Linked DNA regions of Homo sapiens: region 2 is linked to region 1. A link is an interaction called in ENCODE POLR2A ChIA-PET data of the cell type or tissue named here. Cell type or tissue: PC-3. All regions are shown on one strand. Each heading gives the region's core, and the rest is flanking DNA. Links, peaks and the distances in the headings are about the cores only. Region 1 overlaps LOC124904509 (a long non-coding RNA gene). Region 2 overlaps PROX1 (prospero homeobox 1).

Region 1 (5,385 bases), core at 93-5,092:
CCAACTACCTTTATGACATCTCCATCTGGATGTCTGATAGACAGCTGTAACTCAGCATGTCCAAAACTGAACTCTTAATCTTCTCCCTCAAAATCTGCTCTACCTAGTCTTCCCTATCTGTGGGAATGACAGCTTCATTTTTCCAGTTGCTCTGGACAAAAATATTGAGTCACCCTTGTCTTTTTCTCTCAAACATCACATCTAATTTATCAGCAAATCCTTCCTGTTGGCTCTACCAACAAAATATCCAGAATCTGATCACATCTCTCCACCACCAATTCTACCAGCCTGTGCTGAGTCACTCTCCTCTCTTGCTTGGATTGTTGCAATAGGCTCCTAACGGGAGATGTTGCTTCCACCTTTGTCCCCCTACGAGATTGATCCTTTTAAGTGTTAAGTCAGATCACCTCACTCCTCTGCTCAAAATCATCCAGTGGCTTCCTATTTTACTCAGCATGAAAACCAAAGCCTTCATGGTGACCTTTGTGAACTCATCCTCTATTTCCTCTCTGACTTCATATCCTTCTCCTCTTTCCCCCTTGCTCACTCAGCTCTAGCCATACTCTGGGCATGCTGTCACCTTAGGGTTGTTCTTCTCTGTTCTCTTCTACTTTCCTTCCAGGTGCCATGAGGTCATATTTGATGAAACCTACCCTGGGGATCCTCTTTAAAACTGAAACCCTCTTCTCTGCAACTGCCTGTCCCAATTTCCCACTATGCTGCTCTATTTTTCTACTTTTCTTTGGCAATAATCACTTTCTAACATTCTCTGCAGTTTACTGAGCTATAATATTTGTCTCTCTGTCCCATCAGAAGGCGAGCACCATGAGTTCAGAGATCTTGGTTTGCTCACTGGTGTATCCCCAGCACTAAATCAGTACCTGGAACACAGTGCTGAATAAATAGGGCAGGCACTCTCCTACAAATGCCTTATTTGTTGATGATAAAAACAGAATAATCCCAAGACTACAATTAGACCTTATTTAGTTTCATACAAGACTTTGTAATTTGCACTATTTATTTTCTATTGGATGGAAACTTGATCTTTTTTGAAAATACATAATGATGCATGTAATTCCTAGTACTAATGGAAAAACATGAATAAATAAGATGTAATATCTCATACACTTTCATATAACATATGTCTACAGATTTCAAAGCTTGCCTGTGGATTCCCAACTAACACACTTTGCTTATTTGTACCACTTGTGGTGTCCAGGCAGATACCTTGGGTGTAGCCATGGCTACCTCTTATTCTGAAATAAGTAATTATTTTGCCTCTACTTTTTATGCTAAAAATGTCAAACCTAGAAAAAAGTTTTAAAAATAGCATAATGAACACCATATACCCTTTACCTAGTTTCCTAATTATTTTACATTTTGCCACATTTGCTTTCTCTTTCTTTCTCAGGTATATTTTTTTCCTGAATTGTCTGATAGTAATTTGCTGATATCATGATATTTTACCCCTAAATAGTTCAAGTATCACTTAAGAACAAGGACATACTGCTATATAACAGCAATAAGAGGTCATACTCAAGAAATGCAACATTAATATGATTATCCAAAATATAGCCCATATTCATATTTTCCTAATTTCCCAATAATATTGTTTGTAGTTTTGTCTCTTTATATCCAGGGTCTAACCATGGACAATGAATTATATTTAGTTGTCATAGCTCTAAAATACTTCTCCCCTTCCTCCTCCTCCTTCTCCTTCTTTATTTATTACGTCATTGACATTTTTAAAGGGTCTGGGCCAATTGTTTCCTCATTACAAGATTAAGGTTAAAGATTTTTAACAAAACCTTTACCTAAAAATTGGACTTGCAATGCATGCCTCGATAGCTATAAAAGAGGCCGTACAGTAAAGTGATTATAAGCCAAGTTCATGGAGCCAGAACTACCGGGCTTCAAAGCCAGTTCCACCACCCATGAACTGTGAGAAATACTTACAGTCCCTTGCCTCAGTTCCCCTATTTATAAGATAGAGATGCTCATACCACCCACCTCATTAAATAGGTCATCATATGCGAGGCGCTTAGAATAGTACCTGGCATGTGGCAATTGCTTTGTAAGTGTTAGCTCTATTTATAGTTTTAAAACAACCTTGACTCATTTCCCTTTGATGGTTGAGATGTAGGGGCTGAAAAACACAGGACTGAAGTGTTACATCTTCCCCAATATAAACAGCAACTCTCAATGGCTTAGCTTGGAATTCTAATTAAGTCTTATTATTGTTTTGGAAGCTCAGAGTGGTTTTGCCTCAACCCTTTTGACAAATGGTGTTCAGTGGAGATTCAAAAGGGAGACAAAAGGTGGACTGGTGGTGCAATCCGCCGGCAAGGCTCAGAGATGAGCGGCCTTGGCCTGACACGCCTCTAGAGGGCAGCAGAGGCACGAGCGGCTCTCTGGCTCCCTTGCAAGTGAACCCGCCTGTCACTCCTGTCCACAAACCCGTAACCGGGAAAGGAGGTCAGCTTGACTCAATGGGCTAAATAGGTGTGGGACTGTTCACTTGAGGAGCTGAACCGAATAACCAGGAGTAATACCAGCATACACTATCTTTTTGGTAATAAAGCTGATGTTTAACTGTTTCTGAAGACTGAACATATCACACTAATGTGCTCTCCACAAACAAGCCATGGTAACATGAGGCTCACCAGATCTGGTGCCAGCAATTTAATTCTTAGCAAGCAGCTGAGTATGGAGGGTGACTTAGTGATGTAATCGCTGCCAGTGCCGGCTCCCCAGGGCAGGGAGTACCATCAGCTCTGCACAGAACAGAGAGCTCATCTGCCTGGCTGCCACTTCTTCTCTAGAATTTACAAACACATATAAGGGTTTTCGACTTCAAATCAACTTTCAGACCATTTTGTAAATGTTTCTTACTATCAGAACTCAAGTTTTCTCCTATAGTTTAGTTATCACCAAAGGTTAGATACAGGTCTCTTAAAAAAATTGGAGAGTAGTCAGAAATAAACGACAGATGATTATTAGCAATGTTATCAGCACGTTCTCCACATTCCAGATGGGTAGTACAGGGTAATGGGTAAGGGTATGAATCTGAAAGCAGACACCAGAGCTTGAATCCCAGCTCCACAATTGACTATTATAGCTGTGTGATCTTGGTCAAGTTATTTAATCTCTCTGTGTCTCAATTTCCTTCTCTGTGAAATGGAGATGATAATAATAGCACCTACCTCATAGGGTCATTAGAATCGAATCAAAGGAGTTAATATATGCAAAACTCTTACAACAGTTTCTTGCACTTAGTAAACACTGTAGAACTGCTAGCTTTCATCATTTAGGCTCTCAAAATCTTTTGTAAGTATTCAAGCCTTTCCCTCTCTTCTTCCTCCTCCACAACCAACGATCCTGATCCACGGCAGAGATTAGGGCTAAATGCACCCACACAGCGTTACCCTCCACAGGTATGTGCAAAAAAGGGGCCTTTCCCCCTTCACTATGTTCCTTCACATAGGAAGAAAACTGGAAAACTTCAACATTTCCTAAGCCTTTCATAAAAGTGTTCTCACTCTTCTTTGTGCCATCTTCTCTACACCAGCAAGGTTCTACTGAATTTTCTTCATGCAGGTTGGGTTACCACTTGTTTCTCTTCTGGTCACTTGCTGTCCAGCACCGCCAATCTAAGAATCTGGAAGAGGTTACGAAATTAGTCACCCACGGCTATGCACAGACCTTCCCTCTTTTTATCAAGCAAAAGCGATAGACAAGTATTATACATACTCCTGTTTTTAGAACAGAAAAATAAAGAGAATTCTTTTAGTGAAAATAAAGCAAACTCTTCTAAAGTTAAAACAAAGAAATTTTTAAAACTTTCAGAAATCAGATATTGCATTACACCAAAACTAAAAAAACCGTGGGGGTGAGGTTTAAGAGGATGATGCATATATAGAGAATCAACGCGGCATTCTAAACTGTCATCTTAATGTAAAAATAGGCTCTGTATAAATATGTCTCATTAAAAAAGACTTATGGAATCACTTTTTACATAATTCTATAGGAACTGGGCACATTCTGTCAGAGAGGGTTGGGAGTACTACATTTTTCAAAGTATACCATTGTCTAATATTTTGTCTGTTCTCTGAACTTACCTTAGGCTTAGGGGCTTGGGTATCTGAAGCTTAGTTCAACAAAGTATTAATGGATTTCATCGCAGATATACTTTCAGCGTTTTTAAAAATCCAATAAAATCAAAATAGTTTATGTTACATAGTCCATTGAGAAAATTGTAGAAATTTATTGATAATACCATAGCACATGGTAAAGATCAGATCTTATCCAAAATAGCATAGTGGTTAAAAGCACATGGCTTTTGGAACCAAACGGCAGGCTTTCAAATCCCAGTTCTTCCACTTACAAGCTTTGAGATCTTGGGCAAGACTCAGTGGCCTGGCTGTCACATGGTGGGGCAGCGATAGTGTCTACCTGTAGCAGATAAAGTAGGTGTTTCTGTTGCACTCCTCTCGGTGTGCACCTGACACATTCCTCCACAGATCACACATATACACCTTCTGTGCCATCCTTGGAGGTTGTCAACCAATGACTGTGCAGCAGGATGAGCGCCAGTTTCCCTTTCCTAGCCTGCACCCTAGAGTCATGCTATGGGACCAGGCTGAAGCTACCCTCTGAGGGACCCTGGCCTGAGACAGAGCCTTGCTTGGCAGCCTCCTTTCCCTGTCTTACCTTCCCCAATCCATTACAGGTCCCTCCTGGAACCACCTCAGGGATACATCCCATGCATTTAAACCTCTCAGTGTCTGCTCCTGGGAACCTAGGGCTTAACACTTAGCCCTCATACAGTTTTCAAGCGATGGATTCTAATATATCTAAAGCCCCTAAAACAGCACCTGGCATATAAGTGCTGTTTCAATATTAGTTATTGTTAACATCTGCGGCTGGACCTACAGTATCAAGGAGAACCGAGGGAGCTATACAGGGACTTCAAGCAAACACAAAACCACAAACACACAAACTCTTGAGAAATGTTGAGGGAACTGAATAATCCATCTAATTACTTCCTTTCGCATCACTGGTTGCACCCTTGGCCTTAATTACAAGGGAATACATGCTTCTGGCTGAGTTGTAATACAAAGAGGCTGCTGCTGTGTGCTCCCAGGAGACCCACCACAGGCATTCAATTGAGTTAATAAGTATGGATACTGGAAGACTTGAATGTTCTCTCTCCCATGTGCCTTTTTTTTTTTTTTTTTAATAAGTGAAACTCTTTGGTTCGTCCTTTAACTGGGTTTCATAGAGCAGTTTCAAGGTTGCTTGTTTGAAGGTAAGCAGCAGGAGTCTTAAGAACTTAATTTTAAGAAATTCAAAGAGCAAAGAATGCACTTTGTTCTTTGAGTTTCT
Region 2 (5,385 bases), core at 272-5,271, 250 kb before region 1:
AAAGCGGGGGCTTGCTTTTGCTTTTAGCCGGCGACTAAAACTGAACAAATTTTAGTTCACTTCTCCTGGAGGGAAACCCTGTTCCTTAGGCTGTTGGGCTGGTCATTTCGCTTGCCTCATGTTTGGGGAGTCTGTTGTTTTTGTCCATTCTTTCTCTCTGGTATTTCCATTCTCCAACAATAAGCTTTAAATCTCCCTTTATGTCCCATTCGTAAATAATGGCAAGTGCACTTACTTTTTTGTCCTCCCCATTAGGTCATTCGTGACCATTCTAGAAAAAAAATACCCTTCTATTTTTTTCCTCTACAGTACTCTTGTCCATATGAGACAATGTCTTGTAACAATGCAGAAGCCTAATCTCCATGTCAAAGCAATTTTCATTCCCCAGTGCACAGCCTGCTATCATTTTGTAATGTTTTGTTTCTTATTCTAAAAGAATTAAAAAGGAACAGTAAGCCGTCACGGGGGCCTGTAGTCCTTATCTCAGTGTCTGGAAATTTGGACAGTGTATTTTACTGCTGAGATAAAATGGAAAGAACTCCAAGTTCAGCAAATCGTAATGGGTTTAAGTTCTATTGAAATCGGCAACCAGAAGATCAGATAATGGGGGTCCTTCAGTTGTCTTTTTAATCGGGTTCCCCGCGAGGCTGAATAGAGACAGAGCAGACACACAGAGTGAAAATATAATTCTTGGATAGGTTAAGTACATGTTTGAACTCTTGCAAGCAGAAGCGATTTGCTGATGACTTAATCATTTTCTGGTCAATTATCTGTAAGGGCCCTTGCAACTCCATGGCAATTATGATGCAAGTTGGCCTTTTGGGAGAAACACCAGTCTCTCTGCTTCTGTTTCCTTGTGACTTCCATTCTCTGCCATAAATTTTCATTCATTTATTATCTTTGCTAGTATAGAAACAACTTTCTGTGTAGTAATTAGAGCCCCAATACACACTTTAGCTGTCATCTTGTTGGAGTCTGGATGTTCTCATGGCCTGTGTTTGATAAGTGCTCTTTGTTGATTTTTGATGAATGTACATCTTTTTCTGGGGGCCCAGGGAAGGGGATGCCTGTGATGACAAAAGGCAGGGGGTTGTCTGTCAGCCCGCCTGATATAGAGCTATGGATTTATTGGTTTTGACTTGGCAAGTTGAGACTCATCTGTCCTTTACGTGAGCAGAGGACTGTCAATAAGGATGGTATCATTTGCAGTGCATCCAGAAAGACATCTTCATTTCAAAGGTCATCAGGAAACCTTGGTAAACAAAGTTTTAAGGCCTAACCATGTTATAGTAACTTGGCATTTAAAAAAATGTAATAAAGCTCCTGTCTATGCCATCTGTGTACTGTGTCCTAACCATGCCTCCCAAATGGCAGAGATACCAAGGGAGGGGGACATGGGTCTTATCCAATGCTGGCTTCAGGAAGCAGGTGAACAGGCACCAGGAGCTGACCAGACCTCACCAGACATGAATGCCGTGGGCAAACATTAAGTGGAATCACAGTTGGATGGACATGGGAATCACTCATTGCCAAAAAAATAAGCAAATGCCAACTCCTCCCATTTTGTGGGAAGGCCATTTGTCTGCATTGAAGGGGGCTGTAATGCGGTGATACAAATCCTCACTTAAAAAAAAAAAGTATATCAAACTAGTGGTAGAGTCATGTGGCACATCACCTCTGGTACATGGGAGTAACAACACTTCCAGGATTCTATGGCTTCAATGAATGTCCATAAGAAGTATATAAATGCAAGTTGTTCTACTGAAAGATGAAGAACAATGGTTAAAAATAAAGATGTTCGGCTTAAGGAAAGTCTGATTTAGAATGTGACTTTTCCACTTGAAAGGTAGAGGGTTGTGATATGATTTCCATTACTGACAGGTTTTTATAATTTCTTGTAAGTATATTCTTCCTCTTGCCTCTCTTGCCACCATTTTGGTGGAGTTAAATACGTATCTTTCCAAGTAAAGAAGGGACGGGAACATTAAAAATGCTTCAGACACTTAAAAAAATAAATGAAGAAAATGGCAATGTTCTTATCCTTTTCAACATTTAAATTTAACAGTTCAACAGATGCATTACCTCTCAGCTCATCAAGTGGTTTAGCAATTTCCGTGAGTTTTACTACATTCAGATGGAGAAGTACGCACGTCAAGCCATCAACGATGGGGTCACCAGTACTGAAGAGCTGTCTATAACCAGAGACTGTGAGCTGTACAGGGCTCTGAACATGCACTACAATAAAGCAAATGACTTTGAGGTAGGAACTAATCTTTATTTTTTGGTCATCTCCCTTTTCCTTTTTTAAAAAATTTATTTTCTTTAGAAATGTACCCAAATCTGTTTTTGTGTTGGTTTCGCATACAAGCATCCCCCAATAGAGTAACAGGTAGAGCTGTGATGAGGAGCTTCCATAGTCCCCATTGGAATCATGAGGCTCTGACCCACTGCCATTTTTTCCCCATTCCCTGGCTTTTCAGCTTGTGTGGAAGACTCATTTGGCCACAGAAAAGGGAACTGTAGAATCCAAAGAAAAATGGCAGCAAGCAGCAAAGACAGAGTGATTCATTTTCCAAGGAAGAGGTCCCTACTCCAATAGACCTTTTTCATATTTAGGTTCTGAGAGGTCAATGAGCTGATACATGCTATGTGCAATGGTAGCTACCAATGTTATTTTCTTAAAAAGTCTAGAAACGTTGATGGGGGAGTGATCATGGTTTCTGACTTTGACATTTAGTCCCTTTGTGGAGGAAATGGTATGATAATTTACTAAGTACATAGCATAAGAGATCCATTGACATCTTTTTTTGGGATTTTGTTTCTGTTTTTGTTCTTTTTGGAGGAGAGACTCGTGTGTTTTGCCTAAGTGTACCTTCACAAGCATGCTGCTCTTTGTACAAACACTCTCATACACACTTATATATATCTGTGACGTGTATATTCTAGATCCACACAAAGCAGCATAGAGAATTCCCAGAAAGCAATATCCATGCAACAATGAAAGATGTGTGGCTATGAGTAAGGCATTTCTTTATGGGCTAATGTGGTGCCTCAGCAAACAGTTTTCATCACAACGTGATGACTCTCTGTGAGACAACACTAGCAAATCTCCCAGTACTCACAAAGGCATTTTGCTGAGCCCTGCTGGCTGAGGCAACAGTAGTTGGAGGTGGGAACATGGCAAGAATTCTGCAGGCTGAACTCCCTGATGATGAGATCAGACAGGCTGTGGCTTGACAAAGTTGGTCCATTTCTTGTATTATCTTGGCTAGATGCTGTGCCATCTTGAGGGTAGGAATTTTTTCTCCAACGTCTGTGTGCACTTGGACCTTATGTTAATATTCTTGCTTTCTTCTTGTAGATAGGTATCCAGGAATACCCAGGAAGTTCCAAATTTCAAAGGAAAGAGGACACCTTGGCCTCGCTCTGTCAATTAAGGGGTCTGACCCCTAGTACTCTTCCTGCTTGCCCCCCTCCTTTTTTTCGGCTCTTGTCCCTACAGTTCTTGGCAATGCAGACCAGTTATAGTGGCTTATAAAGAATTGAATATGGAAGCTCAGCAATGGGGAAGTCATAGTTTTTCTTTGAAAGTTTGAGTAGTTATAGTGTAAGCTACCTATTTGTCTTTGCTCTCTAAGACTAATATATTTTTTGCCAAATGTGTGATAAATGAAGTTTGGGTGGTGTGTGTGTGTGTGTGTGTGTGTGTGTGTTTGCTAAATACATTAAAAGTGAGAATTCTTCGTGTACTGCTCCACTATTTTAAAATCTGTTTTTAAAGTCTCAGTTGTAATAGAGCACTGGCTCACTATAATGACAGAGCACTAGCAGGCTTCTTCTAAAGCTGAAGAATATGATTATGGCTAACCATTTTAAAGAAATCTCATTAAGAGCATCTTTTCTCCCCTGCCTTTCTGCTAAGCCTGTTGCCCTAAACCTTAAGCTAAGAGACTTCTGTGTGCTAGTGAATTATTTACATTACATGATGACATAAGTATCTGTTTGGCAGCATACATCAAGCTTCATGAAAGAATTGCCCAAGATTCATGAGATGACTTCTGCATTTTTGCTATATAAAATACCCAAGAGGACAAGTCCTTAAAGTGCGCACGAGGGTTTTCGGGTTGCTTAAACCTTACCTGGTTGGAATTTAATCCGCTACCCACAGGCCAGGGGCCAAAATGACACAAACAGGGGATGGCTGGCATCAGGAGGTACCCGACAAGCTGCTCCATTTAGCATCATCTAAATCCTCTTTAATATGATTAACATCTAATATTTCTCTCTTTGTGAATCATATCCACTTCCAGCCAGGCCACCTCTCCTTTATCTGCAGTGTCTATTTTAAGACTGCTTCACTGCAAGGAGTATGGGGCCCGGGCAGGAATTTTGTCACTTCTCATGTGACTTCGGACAGTTATTGGACTATTCTGGATCTGATTCCTCCTTCAGTGAAAAGAAGGGAAGAAAGCAGGACCATGCAGTGTGTCCTGCCCCCTCTACTCACACACTTACACATCCATATGCACACACGCGTACCGACCACCACACATAATCCTAATATCACGAAATCGTTTTTCTTTTAGCCTCTCGGTCTGGCTCATTTACTGACAAAAGTTTCAGATAAGGTGAGCCCTTCTTTTCCGTGCCTTTGTGCATGGAGGTCACTGCTTAAGTGAGATGCTTAAAAAGCCACCGTTCTTATCGTGGTAGCTTTGCTAGTGTGGGCCGTGGCTGAGAGCCAAAAGTAGATCCGGCACCTTCAGCTGAATACCTCCACTGATACTGTGTGCACGGCTTTACTTTTGTATTTAAGTTTCTCCTCTTAAGGTCAAGTAAAATGAACCTATAGTTTAAGTATTAGCAAGTGAAGAGGATGGCAAAATGGAGAACTGTGCTACAAACAGAGCTAAACCATGGTAGAGGGACTTTGAAGCTACGTCTACACGGTGCCCCAAGATCCAGTCGATTCCAAGGAATCGTGTCACCCAGCTTAGTAGGAGCTGGTCAAACAATAAAATGTCTTATTGATTGTATTCCCAGACTTCTCAATCAATTGTTGGGAACAATAATAAAATAGCTAACATTTATTGACTGTTTACTAATGACCTAGGCACTCTTCTAAGTGTTTTACCAAAATAGGGCTTATTTAATGTGGGTAATAATAATGACAGTGATACCAATATAATAACAAGAAAAACTTCAGTTTGCCCAAAGCTTTACTATTCTTCAAGTTATTCTAACTGGGCAGAGGCAGATCGAGCCAGGGAGAGAGAAGGAGGTTTGACGTCTCTTCACTACTACTTTATTCCTTCTTTCTCTCCTCTACCCCTTGTCTTCTCTCAGCCTTCTACTCCCATCTCTGCCTCTGTCAGAAGCTTGCTA

The links. ChIA-PET counts read pairs that join two places held together with the same protein. Peaks named below come from ENCODE experiments on the same cell type or tissue, not always from the same donor. Only the 100,000 strongest peaks of a DNase experiment are listed, where the experiment ranks them.
Region 2: POLR2A ChIA-PET joins it to region 1 with 15 read pairs; 1 of 35 experiments calls an interaction of 5 or more read pairs at or near these places.

What each region holds. Positions count from the first base shown.
Region 1 is chr1:214,259,307-214,264,691 of GRCh38, forward strand. It overlaps LOC124904509 (a long non-coding RNA gene), which reads right to left. Exons shown (of 2, transcript XR_007066876.1): 2 at 1-3,658. Among named protein-coding and RNA genes, the nearest start is that of SMYD2, 19 kb to the right of the region's middle. RefSeq lists an enhancer at 532-601 and a silencer at 2,311-2,360. In PC-3, for the core only: a CTCF peak has its summit at 2,374 (motif pointing right); DNase peaks (open chromatin) are centred at 435 and 2,395; H3K4me3 peaks cover 428 bases.
Region 2 is chr1:214,009,456-214,014,840 of GRCh38, forward strand. It overlaps PROX1 (prospero homeobox 1), which reads left to right. Exons shown (of 5, transcript NM_001270616.2): 4 at 2,066-2,260. Among named protein-coding and RNA genes, the nearest start is that of PROX1, 24 kb to the left of the region's middle. In PC-3, for the core only: no CTCF peak of the experiment used is centred there; a DNase peak (open chromatin) is centred at 3,076; H3K27me3 peaks cover 4,059 bases.